Linked DNA regions of Homo sapiens: region 2 is linked to region 1. Evidence: chromatin loops called from intact Hi-C (ENCODE). Cell type or tissue: Caco-2. All regions are shown on one strand.

Evidence for each region. A loop is a pair of places that touch in the nucleus more often than their neighbours do. Peaks named below come from ENCODE experiments on the same cell type or tissue, not always from the same donor. Only the 100,000 strongest peaks of a DNase experiment are listed, where the experiment ranks them.
Region 2: a loop joins it to region 1, with 2.5 times the contacts of the local background. A loop is called at or near these places in 4 of 110 quality-filtered maps.

What each region holds. Positions count from the first base shown.
Region 1 is chr2:120,171,383-120,179,382 of GRCh38, forward strand. It overlaps EPB41L5 (erythrocyte membrane protein band 4.1 like 5), which reads left to right. Exons shown (of 25, transcript NM_020909.4): 25 at 3,459-7,737. The coding sequence ends at 3,525. It overlaps LOC105373582 (a long non-coding RNA gene), which reads right to left and starts at 3,502. Exons shown (of 2, transcript XR_007087216.1): 1 at 1-3,502. RefSeq lists an enhancer at 5,752-5,851. In Caco-2, a CTCF peak has its summit at 3,850 (motif pointing left); no DNase peak of the experiment used is centred here.
Region 2 is chr2:119,940,207-119,948,206 of GRCh38, forward strand. PTPN4 (protein tyrosine phosphatase non-receptor type 4) reads left to right here. Exons shown (of 27, transcript NM_002830.4): 16 at 4,875-5,034; 17 at 6,135-6,218; 18 at 6,312-6,368. Among named protein-coding and RNA genes, the nearest start is that of EPB41L5, 69 kb to the right of the region's middle. In Caco-2, no CTCF peak of the experiment used is centred here; no DNase peak of the experiment used is centred here.

The DNA.
Region 1 (8,000 bases):
CATTTCACTCATCTGCCATCCCACTACCCTTGCCCATTTTAGCATAATTCTGAAGTTTTCCCTCGGGAGGAGCCAGGCCAGAGAGGCTCTGGATCTTGGAATTTCCATTTGGAGTAAGGCTCTAGACTGAACACGGGAAGACTAACTCAAAGTCCACACACTGAAGGGTGAAATTTCCAACGTTCCTTCTTTTCTCAGTTTCCTGAATGCTGTTAGCTAAGTATAAATGTCTGAGTTGAAAAAGAGGCTTATTCTCTGGAGAAGCCAACCAACCAAAGAGAAAAAGGCCTGCACATACATTTTTGGATCCTCTGATGAAATTGCCAGGAATCTGCCAAATAATCACCAGGGAGCCCATTCGTTGATGAGTTTTGCCCATATATACACAGGTCCCAGACACATTCCAGAGCTTTTCTTTGAAATACAAAGAGAGCTAACGATTGTCAGATATGTGAGGAAAGACCAGAACAGGTAAACTGAAAAACAAGGAAATAAAGGCAATGTGAATTTTGACAAATAGAAGTAGGAAAAAAAGGCAATGTAAATAACAAAAGAAAAGGTCACAAAATCATAGTATCTGAATTTAGAGCGAAGATACTGTATCCATGCAACAATAACAGGAAACTTAAAAAAAAAAAAAGGAAAACAAGCATTTTTAGAAATTATTAACTATATTAAAAATGAAATCCAAAGAGTGTGTAAAAGATAAAATTGAGACAATCTCCCAAAATGTGTAGAATAGAAAGATGAAAACTGGGAGAGAAAAGAAAATTGGAGGATTGGCCTAGGACGTCCTATATATGAATCATAGGAGATCTAGAAAGATTACAGTCAATGGAAGGAGGAAATTGTCAAAGAAAGGAATCAAGCGTTCTCAGAACAGAGGACTTGAGTTTCTAGATTAAAGAGGTCTGTTGAGTACCCAGCACAGAGAATGAAAATAGACTACACCAAGGAGCATCATGAATCTTTAGGAGGTCAAAGTTAAGAGAGGATGTAAGTCTCCAGCAAAGGGGAAAAACGGAGTACGTACAAAGGATTGGTAATCAGAATGGCAGCAGACTTTACTGACAGCTGGAGATATTGGAGCAGTGTGCTTTCTGAATTCTGGAGGGCAATTTCTCACCCAGAGTTTTCCCAAACTATCAGTGAATTCCCAAACTATCAGTGAAGTGTGAGATTAGAATACATTTTTAGACATACAGTTTCCCTAAAATATATACTTTCCATGTAGCCTTCCTCAGGAAGCTACTGGAAGATGTGTTCCATCTAAAGTGGAAGATATGTTCCTCTTTTTTATCCAAAAAAGAAGTCATGGGACCCAGGAGGCAGTAGAGAGGTGCAGGGATTTACCCAGAGAAAGGTGAAGGGAGGTTCCAAGATGGTAGCTGCCCAGTGGGTCTAGAAAGGATCCTGTCCAGATTCAAAAAGGAGGATATAGAGTTGCAGAAAGGATTTTGCCAAGAAAAACACAAACAGGCTCCCCACCCTCCAGTTTTTAAAAAATTATATTACATGTCTGAATGTACTGAGAAGAGATCCATGGTTTACCTGAGAGGTTAGGGATAGATGAGAGATTTGTATAGAAAACTGAGAAGTACTCGGGAGGCTGAGGCAAGGAGATCGCTTAAGACCGGGAGTTCAAGACCAGCTTGGGCAACATACTGAGACTTCGTTTCTAAAAAACAACAACAACAAACCCACTAAGCCATCACGACAACAAAAAAATGAGGCAGTTATTCAGTCCAGGGAAAATAAAAGTTACATAAAACATGAAATATACTGATAGTTGTGAAAATATTTACATAATTACAACAAACACTGAATTTTAACATCATCAAAATTGGTCATATAGCTGTGCTGAAAAGATAAGAAGGCAGGATTGTGGGGCTGGGGAGAGGGTGGAAGAAAGGTAAGCCTTCACAGTCCATAGGAGGAAGTCATTGTATAAACACCTCACCCAGAACAGTCAGAACTTTGGGGGGTCGTGAGGCAGAATCTCTGGAGACAGGTTTGTTTAAACATTGGCTGCTGGGCTCCACCCTCATAGTCTGATTCGGTATATCTGGGGTGGGGTCTAAGAATTTGCATTTCTCCCAAATTCTAGAGACCCCACTTTGAGAACCAGGGACACAGAAAAGTGAAGGAAAATACCAGGAAAAGAATCAGTTGAAAGTGTTTGTCCCTCAAAGTAGGAATAGAGAGTGGTACAGGTGACTCTGTTTCATTTATAAATCTTGTTACCACTTTCAACATTTTAAGTTATGTCCTTTGTATTATGTACTTTGATATCGTTTTACATCTTTAAACTTTTTTTAGAGACAGTGTCTCTCTCCATTACCTGGGCTGGAGTGCAGTGTCATGATCATAGCTGACTGCAACCTCCAATTCCTGGGCTAAAACAACCCTCCTGCCTCAGCTTCCTGAGTAGCTGGGCTACAGGCATATACCACCCTCACCTGGCTATTTTTGTTGTTGTTGTTGTAAATACGTCATCTCACTTTGTTGCCCAGACTGGTCCCGAACTCCTGGTCTCAGTGGATTCTCCCACCTCACTAAGTGCTGGGATTGCAGGCGTGCGCCACCTTACCCAGCGTGTTTTCAGTTTTCATGAAACCAAATCAGATGTCGTTACTTCCTTGCATCTAAACTCACGCAGTTCACTGACAGCAGAAATTCACGAGCCCTCATGCAGAGCCCATGAGGGCTTCTTTTTCACACGGCTCTAACAAAATAGATTAACTGGTAGGAACACAGACACGGCCATGTAGGAATATGTAAAGAAACACAGGGCTGGGTGCAGAGGCTCATGCCTGTAATCGCAGCACTTTGGGAGGCTGAGGAGGGCAGATGGCTTGAGCCCAGAAGTTTGAGACCAGCCTGGGCAACATAGTGAAACCCCATCTCTACAGAAAAATACAAAAATTAGCCAGGCATGTTGGCACAGGCCTATAGTCCCAGCTACTTCTACTTTTGGGAGGCTGAGGTGGAAGGATCATTTGAGCCTGGGATGTTGAAGCTGCATTGAGCCATGATTATGCCACTGCACTCCAGCCTGGGCGACAGAGCAAGACCCCGTCTCACAGAAAAAAAAAAAGGAGCAGCAGCAGCAGAGAACAGCCTGAGTGTGTTGCCCTTGAGCTCAGCACAGCACTGTTCTTGATACTCATACTAACCCTGACTCATTAAGAAATGGTTAAGTGTGTGTTTAACATATTTGCTAAGAAGGGGAAATTGTGCTGTCTTTATATTTTATTTCAAAATGAAATAAGCAGTGTTTATCCAGAAATTTCCCTTCTATGGAATATCTCATTGCCAGGTTAGGTGTTACTACATATTGACTTAGGTCTGTAATCTGCTGTACCCTCAAAATGCTCTGTGTGGCACTAATGGAGACATGAATGTCCTCCTCCAAACCCCAGGGGTTCCCTGAGTAACCCATTCTCTCTTCCTTTCAGCTCTGGTCCCATTTTGGCAGAAGAAGCTGTCCTGAAGCAGAAGTGTTTACTGACCACTGAGCTCTGAGGGCCTGTAGCTGGAATACGCATCTCTCCAGCATTCCGTCCTGGGATCCGTTTCAGCTAGAATATGTTGGATTCAGGAGCTTGTCCATTATTTGTAGGTAAAAAAAGCTGCACGTAGATTTGACTTCAACTCCGTAAAAAAGACAGCTGTATTTTCCGTCCAACTGGAATTGTTGAATCACACTGCATAGCTGCCCAAAAGAGAGTGTTTGGTCTTGAACTTTCTATACTTTTATAAATGTTACAAATTCCCGAAAGAAGGGAATTTCTTTTTCTGGGGTTTCCTTCAAACTCTTGGCTCCACCTAGCGGTTCTATTTGTTCATAACAACTTCATAACAAGCCTGCCTCTGGTAGTCAACAGCCTTTTGAAAGCTATTTCCATCTAGTATCAGGGTGAGAGCATCCTTGATCTGGCTGCCTGTTAGAGAAATTGCACTTTTCCTGACTTACCTAGAAATCAAGAATTTAGGAAATTAATGTGGACACTATAAAGGCAGACTTAGGGCCAACTTTTTTTTTTTTTTACAATTATTACAACACTAAAGAGAAGTTTAGAATATAGAGAGTTTTTAAATGTCTCCCATTCTTTTGATTTCTTACTGTACTGGCTATCTTAATATTTCAAGTTTACATCAAGATAAACCCTGAGAAGAACTACGGAGAAATCAAATAAAATCCTGTCATATTTTTTTCACCCTGCCTTTCCACAGGAAGCACTCACAGGCACCACACACGTATCATGTAACTTATCAGTGGGGTGGGTTACTGTTGAAGAGACCCTGGGGCATTTACCTCAGGCATCTGCACTCCTCCGAGCCCGGTGGAGAATGCAGGCTGCTGTAGTCTCAGGTAATGAAGGCACAGCACAGCAGTACTCCACATTGTTTCCTATTTGGACATAGACTTCATTTCCTTTCAGTATAAGCTGAATAAATTTAGAGCTTTCAAACTGGAAAAAAAAATGAAACAAAACAAATACACCAAGACCAAAATAGGCAATAGGAACAGGGGTGAAGGGATGTTGTTTCTTAAATACCTACCATGTATGAAGCTATACACAGCATATACCGAAAGAACCTGCATTGCACTAGGAATTCTGTGTTAGTTTAAAAGAGATCTCTAAAACTTCCCCATCCCTTTGGGCCTGTACAAAGAAATTCTGGATGTTAAAATAATATATACTCATCACAGAAAAATAAAGTATAGCAATGTCCATCTGTAATTCTAATACCCAGAAATAACGCTATTTAGCTTTATAATTTTCGAATGAACAAGGTAAACCTCGGTTGCCATGGGGAAGAAGGATGATGTGGAAACCATATTGGTAAAGTTGTTAATCCCTCGTTATGGAGAACTGATCTTAAGCTATACCTCCTGGAATTTGCTTTCTAGTTTTCTGTCCTGCAATATGTATATAATTAAGCACTAATTTGTACTGCTTAGCATAAAAGAACATCCAGTCTTAGATCCTTAAAACTTCATGGATTGGACTTTCCTGGGCTCCTTATAACATAATCGTGTGTCCAGGCAAACGCACACTAGTGTCTGACTGGAAAGCTCAGGAATTTTAATCTTGCACTGTTTCCCAGGGAGCTGTAGTGATTGGAACCCACGTTTGCACAAAACATTTTTGCAGAAGGAAAGTCAACACTTCTTGCTGGCTGCCTCCCCTTAGCCATTATGCTAAAAACAGCTTCTGAGTTTCACTGGTGGGGCTCTTGCCAGTTCTTAATTATAGGACATATTTTCTCAAAGCTGAAGGTGACACCTAGAACCAGGGGCTTGACCCAGGACATGATGGAATGAGCATCAAATTTTCAGTGTCTTGGCAACCGTAGATGTCCTACAGGGTTACCGTTGTGCTGCTCACCACAGAGCAGCTGAGGCATTATGCCTTGGAAGACCTAAATCTCCCATCCAGTTCAGGAGGTGACAACATCCTTATTTTAAACTTCCTAAAATTAGGAATTAGGTAGTTGGACATAGTCTGTGACCTTTATGTCGTTGGATACCTGTATTCTTGACAGTTAGAATATTGGTAGGGACTTTGTTAAAATTCACTTGAATTTCAAGCTCAGAGGAAACTTTGTCTCATGCCCTGACATGAAGTGGCAAACACGGAAGTTCATACTTGAATGCTGAATTGGCCCCGACAGATTAAATGCGTGTTGGGGATTGGTTTCCTGTCATAGCTGCTGCTGCTGCCATGCGCAGAGCTGCTGTAACAGCTCTTCCTGTTCTGCTCCCCTGAGAACAGTGTGGTGGGGAGAGGCAGGGCTGAGGTGGTCTACGAATGTGGCAGGTAGGGAAGGGGAGATGTCTGTCTCTTGAGAAGAGAGAGGCATGTGTGCCGGCATCCTTGATGGGTTCAAAGAGAAAGGTTGGAGATGATAGTGGGTGAGAAGCAGGCTGGTGAGACTGGGCTGAGGTTGGAGAAGGGGCAGCCGGGGGCACTGCTGAGGGTTTGCCGTGCACGCCTCGGACGGAGCACGGTGGGGTGGCGGGGAGCAGATAGTGCTGCCTCCCTGCGGGCAGACAGGAGAGGAACCTCAACTCAGTCCATTTCATAGCCCTGATAGGGGAAGTGGGAGTTGACAGGATGGTTTAAAATAAGACGTGAAGGTTTCAGTTACCTGCTCTAGACTTTGCCTGAGAACTTGTAAATTAATCAGTGAGACCTAATTTGTGACATGTCAGTAGCATCATCTTTTGACACACAGGAGGTCATGGTCATTTCATTCCTACTCTTCAGGAGACACTGCTGAACAGAGGAATGATTCTGTTCCTTGTGTGCTTACTTCCTTAACATTTATACATTGTTTTAAGAAAAAACTTTTAAAAATATTTCTTATAGTCTCCTAACATTTGTCTCTAGCCTTTGCCTTTGTACAATCACAGATATCCTATGGAGATTTAAGGATGAAAGCCCTGAGTTGTTCTTGGGTTCTTGGATCTGGACTACTTGTTATCTTATGCTTCTCACTTCTGGCTAAAACTTGCACCTCTTCTTCTCTTAGCTAAGCCCCAAAATGAAGATTTCCTTCAGAAGTCTTGTTAGCAGAATTATTTATCAGTCACAGAGAGAAAAATCTGCTATTTTTCTAAGTAAGAGTCTCGAGAAGCAGAGTTTTTGTCTTGTCATTGAGAGGAGTCAGCAGTCTTGTTCTGTAAAGGACCAGAGATGGTAAATACTGTCCCACTCAGCTCTGCTGGCGCAGTACAGCAGCAGCAGCCCCAGCACAGCTGTGTTCCTGCGGAGTCCCCTTTACAAAGCCGCTGACCCCTGATGTGAAACTTTGTAGAGCAGCAGAGTGGCTGCGTGAAACGGGAGGCTGGCAGGTCCTCAGATAGGTTCTGCAGTGTTACCTGTCACTTGGAGGCAGCCAACACTTCTGGACATTGCATCCTTATTCACACATGTGGCAGCTGAACGAGGTGCTGTTGTGGGTGTCTCAGCTCTGAGGGTCTTTGTGAGCTCCCACTGTTGTGGGTGTCTCAGCTCTGAGGGTCTTTGTGAGCTCCCACTGTTGTGGGTGTCTCAGCTCTGAGGGTCTTTGTGAGTTCCCACCAACTTTTAATTATTCATGCCCTTGACCATGTGGTTGCTTGGAGACCTGGGGTCTTCTGCAGACTGAAGAAGACACATTTCTAGATTATTTGTCCTTTTTATCCTCTCAAAAATTTAAACACTGTACCTCTTCAGTGGTCAGAAGAAAGTTGGAAACTTTTCCTACATATTAGGCGTTAGTATGAGGACATTTGTTTGAATTATAGAAATTTGCCCTGAGCTGAACTGGGTTGTGTTAACACATTGGTAGAGCTATGATTCCTTCCCAGTTCTAAGAGATACGATCTGTAAGTCCCTATGTCACCACATTGCTTGAGATGATCATTCAGTTACTTGTCAGGATTTCTCCTCTTCAGAGAGATTTTTTTTTATAGCACAGATTCCTTTGCCCCTTTTATCTCCTTATCTGGATATGATAAGTGGTTATGAGGGTCTCACTAACTATTTTGTGTTTACCTTTTATATGTGTAAAACTTTGCAGTAGCATTTAAAGTGTAATTTATTTTTCTATCAAGTGCACTATTCATTTAGTGTGTTCCAGTTTTATATGACTTGTATTAGAAACACTGCACTGAGTTGTTTGTACACTGAAATGAGAACTCTAGATGTAACTCTATTCAAATAAACCTTCGTGAGACATTCATGTTTTTGTGCACTGTTTCTGTTTCTTGGAACTGTGATTCCTACATGCTGACCTCAACAGAGTTAGACCAGATCCACTGTTGGTACAAACCTGAGGAAGTGAGCAGAAGCAGCCGCACTGTTTTTAGGTTGATTTCCATGTTTTTGTGGTGTAAATTTGGGAGTAGGGGCATTTTCAAAGGTTGAAAACCTCATTGGTCATCCCCAGCATATCCTGGAAGGCACGGTGGTCATTCCAAGGACAGCATGGTGCAGTATCACCAC
Region 2 (8,000 bases), 230 kb before region 1:
GCTTTTTAAAGTGCCTTGTGCGTTAATTGGTAATCAACCTGAAGTGACATTTACTTTGAAACACTGTCATTATCAGAATAAAGTAGCCAAAGTGTTAAGAAGCCTGAATTTTGAATCAGAATTTTATCTGTATCTAATGTAATATAAGTAGAGTATAAGTTGGGTTAAATGCGTAATTGAAGACTAGAATAACAGTAGTGGTTATAGTTAAATAAGACATGTTCTCTTGATCTACATCTTAGAAAATAAGGGTTTGTTTTTTTCTTTAAGAGACAGGGTCTCTTTGTCTCCCAGGCTGGGGCATAGTGGCGCAATTATAGCTCACCACAGCCTCAAACTACTGTTCTTGAATGATCTTCCCATTTCAGCATCCTGAGTAGCTGGGACTACAGGTATACACCACCATCCCCAGTTTATTTTTTTAAAAAAATTTTTTGTAGAGATGGTGTCTTGCTATGTTGGCCAGGCTGGAAAATAAGAGTTTTTTAAAGAGCCATCAATTTCTGGCACATTTGTATTAGTGTCTAACAAGAATATAGTTTTTGTTTTCTAGTCTATTGGAATAAATTTTATGCTTCTGTGACAGATTTCTATGTACAATTGTGCCTTTACCGTTTTTTAAAAAAAATTCATGATTTTCAAGGGTTGTTCATTTTTCTTTTTTAAAAGTAATAAAATAATCCCTTCAGGATTGCATTTTTTTCTCACTTTCCCTAACTCAGATCTTTTCCAGCTCCCTTCCTTAAAGCCAGTAAATGCTGGCCTTCTTTGAAAATTAAAGGTCTCTTTCTTGAGGGTACCAGCTGTAATTTCTGACAGGGCTGTGTTTCACTATGCTGCCTGGTTATTCTCCAAATTGCATCATGTCTCTTCATTCTCTTATACTTGGCAGATTTTTGTGTGTGTGCACTTAGAAATAGTATTGTTTTTAAGAATTGGACTGTTTCATGACATTATTTTTAATGTATCATTTCTAATTATAATGCAAGGTTTACCTATGAAAATCATCTTCCTAGATAACTGTTTAAGTAATAAATATATATGATAGCTGTACAATAGAAATGAAGAAGAAAGTTATTCATTAAAGTAAATTGAATTAATATTCTTGGAGTATGTCTTTTAAAAAATGTAATTGATAACCTTTGCCCAATATTTGAATTTCAGGAGTCTGTGTTGACATCCTTGATTACTTTTATAGACTTCAGAGTGTGTGTGTGTGTGTGTGTGTGTGTATAGAGTTTGGTTGTGTATGTATACAGTTTGGTTATTGAAATTAGAAGTATAGAAAAGGGAAACAGTTACAGGGATTACTGTGAGAGTACATAATTAAATTATAAGAGCTCCCTAGACTAACCTAACCCTCTGCAGCAGTCAGGCATATGGAGAGCCTGTCTGCCACTCTCTGAAAAGTTACTTTAATAAGAAAGTTACATAAGACAGTGAGAAGGCAGGTAGCTCTGTCCTGAAATCCAAAGTTTTACTGTCCTTTCGTCTTCATCTTAATCTATACTTCATTCTCCTCACCTTTTCCTTATAATTTGGCTTAAATCCCAACCTCAGCATTTATACTTGGGCTCTTTTCCTATCTGTATCTTCCTGCTTGATTTGATTGTTTAAAAAGAGGTTAAAAGAGGTTATTCTCAAATACCTGTAGTCTTGCAAGTAGCACGGGATGGAGATTTGTGTAGATTATAGAGCTCATGCTGCATCTAAAGACAGCAGCTGCCACTTGGCTTTATACAGTGTTTGACAACTGGTACTGCAGGCCCATTCTTTCCGGAGCTTCCAGATTTTTCATCTTGAAAATCTAGATTTGTATGCAATTTTAAAAATGTAATTGTTTAACTCAATTATTTTTATAAAAACAATGAATGGTCCAAATGTATGTTGGCCAAAATTGGCCCATAATCCATGAATTTATAACTGCTCTTTTAGGACAATAATGTCTAATCATAATTGCGCAATAAAAACCACCTCTGGAGGTGTTTCTTGTAACCCCAGAAGTAGAGATTCAACAGTTTTAGCAAAATGTACCATAGAATCAGTGCTGTCCCTCTCATGTAACTGAGTATTGCCACTGTTAGGCCCATACTGAGTATGCCACTGTTAGGCATAACTGAGTATTGCCACCGATAGGCCCATACAGGTTTGGCTCACTTAGATATACCACTGCTGATCAGGCTTGAGTTTCTCCTGTATATTTTGGTGCTGTATTTAAACTGATAGCTGGACCAAGAATAAGGAAGGTTTCCCTGACTCCATTTTCATATGTTCTCCACCTTACTCCCTTTCCCACAGGCTTTTAGTTTTAAATTTTTTTTCTCAGCTTTTAAATTTAGCTTTTAAATGTTTCCTGGTTATGACAACTGTATGCAAAGCAGAAAGAGTTTCTAATTATATTGCCTAAGTGGTTACACTTAGGTCCAAGTAAGGGGTGAGACCTGTTATATATGTCGAGTCCAATTACTTCTGGTATTTGTAAAGTTTTAGAGATTCTTATCAACTGCCTTTTAAAAATGTTGCATCTCTTAAGTTCTGCTAAGGGATGTCCATCTCTGTGTGCTCTAATCCTATGTAGTAGGCCGTGGTTGAGTTACATATCTCTATTCTAATCCATGGAAACATTTCCCTAGACAAGCAATACTTGAATCTATGGGCCCTTAGAAGCTTGTATTCTTGGCAGTTGAAAGTAACATAAGAACTACCACATTTGGGAGCTGGAAGCCCTGGCCATTAAGGCAGACCTCAATGAAGCTTTGGCTGAAAAAGAGGGATGTATGCTCTGATGCAGTCTTTGTAGACTTGGCAGAATTTAGAGCATTTGTGCCCTGAAGTATTTCTATGCAGACATCTAGGCTAAGTGGGCATTGCTGTTCACTTGCTTCTTTTGCAGTTATATTTTATACCATGTTATAAAATTTCAGAAAGACTCTAATCTCTCCTAGGAGAAACTTCTCTTTAAGACCATACAATCACATCATTCATTATTAATCCCAGCTGACTTCCTTGGCACTGATCATACTTTCTTTCAGTTTCACAACACTTATTTACTAGGTGTCTAGCAGCCAACCTCTCAATAAGCTTACACCTCCTCTACAAGGGAGAACAGATGTATCCAAGGGTCACTCTGGCAGTAAATCTCTGTATCAGTTATCTTGTTATGCTTGATCACAAATGAGCCTAACTTAAAGAGACATAACAAAAGTTCTTTCTTTCTTACATTGTATGTACATTATGTGTCATCTGTGGCTGTGCTCTACCTTATCTTCATTCTGGGTCCCAGACTGGTAGCATTCCCTGTTTGGGACATGGCTAGTCTCATGGGCAAGGGAAAAAAGAAGCATAATGAAATCATAAGCTGTTTCATTTTTTTCTTTTTTTTTTTTTTTTTTTTTTTGAGATGGAGTCTTGCTCTGTCGCCCAAGTTGGAGTGCAGTGGCGCGATCTTGGCTCACTGCAAGCTCCGCCTCCCAGGTTCACGCCATTCTCCTGCCTCAGCCCCCCCGAGTAGCTGGGACTACAGGCGCCTGCCACCATGCCTAGCTAATTTTTTTGTATTTTTAGTAGAGACAGGGTTTCACCATGTTAGCCAGGATAGGATGGTCTCAATCTCCTGACCTCGTGATCCGCCCACCCCGGCCTCCCAAAGTGCTGGGATTACAGGCATGAGCCACTGTGCCCAGCCCATAAACTGTTTCTTAAAGCTTCCTTTCAAAAGTTACACATTCCACTTCTACCCACATGTCATTGGCCAAAGCAAGTCACATGGCCAGGCCTAATGTCAGTGGGGGGAAGAAGAACTTTTTTTTTAATGATAATATCATCTAATACATTTTCCTTATCTCCAGACCTTATAGCTTGGATGTTAGGTGTCCCGTTAGTCAACAGAAGAGCAGATACTAGGTATAAAATGTGTGCTTCAGTGCCACATCAGCAGCCATGTGGCTTGACACAGTAGCTGTCATCTCTCTTATACCTGTCCTTAGGCAATAAGACAGTAATTCTTTTATCAGATAATAACGCCAATAGTGGTCAGTGTTCTTATCAAGAACAATTTTCCGCTTACCTATTTAATCTTTTACTTCTCCCAAATCCACGACTTCTGTGGATGCATACTTCTTAAGACACAAGTTGAACCACAAGTTTCTACTTTTGGCCTTTGTGGAATGCTCACAAGTAATGTTTTTATACATTTTATGCTTGTTAAAAGCTAGAGTTTCTGACCTGAAGTTACCTTTATCATATCTAGCTCTTTTTATCAATTCCTGTTGCCACAAATTGAGGCTTATGCTCTCTAATGTTAATTGGATTTTGTTTTCTCACCTTAAATCATATGTTCTGACAATATCTCAACCAGTTTTGGCTCTGGTGATGATCTCAGCACTCTTACTCAGATTTCCAATCCTCACTGCATCATTGAATTCATTACTTCCATGAATCGTATTTTATTTCTAAATAGATTAGGCCAATCTCTTAAGCTATTTAGGCTGGAATAGTTACTTTATCTGTGGAACTACCCAATTATCAGTTCTGGATTTTCTTGCCTACCTTATTCCTGGCTACCCGTGACTCCTCTGACAACCTTAAAAAAATTTTTTTGGAAAGATGTTTACTTTGTTATAATAGATTAATAGGTATCTTCACAGGAATACCTTGATAATATATTTTATTATATAATTGTTTATAAATTTGATAAAGTAGGAAATTAGATTTATTACTTCAAAGTTAGGAAAATTTTCATTAAAAAGTGGCACTTCCAAATAAATATGGTATTTAGAGCCTGTCTCCTACCAGACATTGTAAATATGTGGGTTGCTTGACCCTAACTTTTAAAAAAGTTATGAAACAACTTCCAAATTTGTTTTCTTGTCTAGATCACAAGAGACCCCTGGAGATGGGAAGCCTCCAGCTTTACCACCCAAACAGTCAAAGAAAAACAGTTGGAACCAAATTCATTATTCACATTCGCAACAAGATCTAGAAAGTCATATTAATGAAACATTTGATATTCCATCTTCTCCTGAAAAACCCACTGTAAGTAGCTTCTTCAGATATTCTCATTTTTATTTGAATTTTTAAAATCCTAAATGAAATTTCTTTTGTACTTTGGCAGTTTTTAGTTGTAAGTTGTATTACAGTACCTTCTCTTTTTCATCATATTCTTTGGTCCTGAATTGTGCCATGATGTATCTCAATATAAGTTCTATAATTAGAAGTGATCATGGAGTACATAGAGTATATAATTAAATAAGCTGTGGGGTTAAGGGAAGATTCCTATAAGAGATCATCTCTGATAAGAACTAGTCAGATTTTTTCCTTCAAAGAGCAGGCATAGAACATACTGAACAAACCTGCATGTTGTGCACATGTACCCTAAAACTTAAAGTATAATAATAATAAAAATTAAAAATAAAAATAACAATAAAGAACATACTGAATGAAAGAAGCCCAGGACAAATAGCCATGTGTTGTAGGATTTCATATATGTGAAATATCCAAAACAGTCAGATCTGTCAAGAGACAGTAAGTAGATTTGTGGTTGACTAGGCTTTGGAGGATGGCAGGTGGGAAAATGGGGAACGACTGCTAATGGATACAAGATTTCTTTTGGAATTGATGAAAATATTCTAAAATTAGATAATAGTGATGTTTGTACACCTCTGTGACAAGAGTAAAAATTATGGAAATATACACTTTAAATAGGTGAATGATATGTGAATTATATCTCAATAAAGCTGTTTTTTAAAATCACATATATCAAGCAGTGGAAGTATCATTTGAATTCATGTAACACTTATGAGCACCCTCTGTATACTCATACATATGAACCTGGCTTGCTATGAGCCAGATTCTACGGATATAGCAATTAATAAAGACAGACATGGCCCCTGTTCCTCCTGTCACTTAATAGTCTAGCATATGCTCGTAAGAATGCATGAGAGGATATATCTGGTTGGGCTAACTGCAAGTTATTAGTCAAAGAATTTACTCTTCTGAACTAAAATTTTTATTAGAATTATGATTTTTTACAAACTATGCATAATATAAGCATACAAAAAATATGCTTCCTATATATCTGAAGAATAGATTTTAAGTGAAGAAAATTACAAGTTATTTAATTTTGTCTTTTTAAGCCTAATGGTGGTATTCCACATGATAATCTTGTCCTAATCAGAATGAAACCTGATGAAAATGGGAGGTTTGGATTCAATGTAAAGGTAATCTGGAATTTATTTTATACTCAGTTTTTAAATTAAGATGTTCTTATTTTGGTAATATTTGACTAACATTTTACTTATTCTCTTTTTAAGGGAGGATATGATCAGAAGATGCCTGTGATTGTGTCTCGAGTAGCACCAGGAACACCTGTGAGTTATCTAAATGTTTCAAATAAATCCTGTTTTCAAGAATATGTACTTATTTTATAATTCTTACTAGTTTAAATAAAACAAGGAATTTCATCATTTCTTTTATTTATCAAGTGTCAAATGTTGGCTGAATCTCTTTAAGTTGCTGGGAAGTTAGTTTTGACTTGTTCTCTGTAAGTATTTAAAATCCCTGTTTTTATAAAGAAGCTATTTATGACTTTCATTGCTTCTAAAGCATTAACAGATTCTATCAAAATAACCCCCTTAAAAAACAAAATATAGACAGAGGTATAGTTTCGTGGGGGTTTTTGTTTGCTTGTTTATTTTTTATTAGAGTAATTTAAGTACATTATACTTGCCTATGCACTCCTTTAAAATTTTACTTTAAATGGAAATGATACTACAAGGATAATTTTTAAAACTTTTTATTATGAACATTCTAAACAAAAGTAGAGAAAACTTATATATCCATTATGATGAATCTCCTATTACTCATTGTTCAGCTTCCACAATCATGAACTTTCTGTTCATCATAGGACAATTCTTAACTAATTGTAGGTACATCATCTTTATTACTGTTTTATATAACAAGTATTGCTTTCAAATTCCTATTTATGTTGTCTACTCTGTTTACTTTCCTTTTTCTTACCTAAATGATCTTCAAGCACCTTTTATCATTTAACTGTCTCTCTGTTCTAGGAAAGGTATGAACCAGCAGCCTGAGAGAGGGAGGCCAGCTATGCTTTTTTTGGTGCTTTGCAGCAACCTCAAAGTTGGTTTGAAAATCACAATTGAGATTGATCAAGGATATCATGTTATGTGGTTTTGGTTCTGGTTTTTAAGGACCTTGTTTTTTGCGAAAATAACAGGGTACTCATGGAATACCCCTGGCATGAGCATAAACACAGAATAGTTTATTTAAATATAAATACATCAGATAGCTATTGAGGTGTCACACAAAACTAAAGAGCATGAATGCAATCACACCTCTACAGGAAACTTTTAAAATCATCGACTTTTCTGCTTTTCATCTGTTTCTTTTTATGTGATTGTTTGATTCCTCTCAGTGTGAATGAATTTGTACATTGAATCAGCCTACCTCTCAAGCCACTCCAGATAAACACTCCAGTCTAAGTAAAAACAGTGTACTTAGTAGCAGCTTCAAGCAGAGTTTTGTAACACCACTACCACACACACACACACACACACACACACACATCAGATTGTGACTCCTAAGTCTCCACTAAATAGAAATTGTGTAACTACCTACTGCTATTGTGATCCTCAATCCATGTAGTAGGATGTGACTACTAATAACTTCCAGGTTTGTATATTACCAGCTCAGTAGCCCACAGGGACCTCTCAGTCTAAATTATAAACTCCTGGGATGTAAACCCTTAATAGACCCAGCGTGGATCCTATTTCCTTATTTGAAAAAAGTCCGTTGTGACTGGGGGACAAGACCGGGGATATTATGTATAAAATGACTCCTGGGGACATACTATTAATATGTATGTAAAAGATGGGGACAAAGATGGTAGAGATAATCCAAAATTATTTATTTTATATATATTTGATGGGAAATATGAATATGATTGGGACTGCAGATGAAGGGATGAAGGATTGATGAAT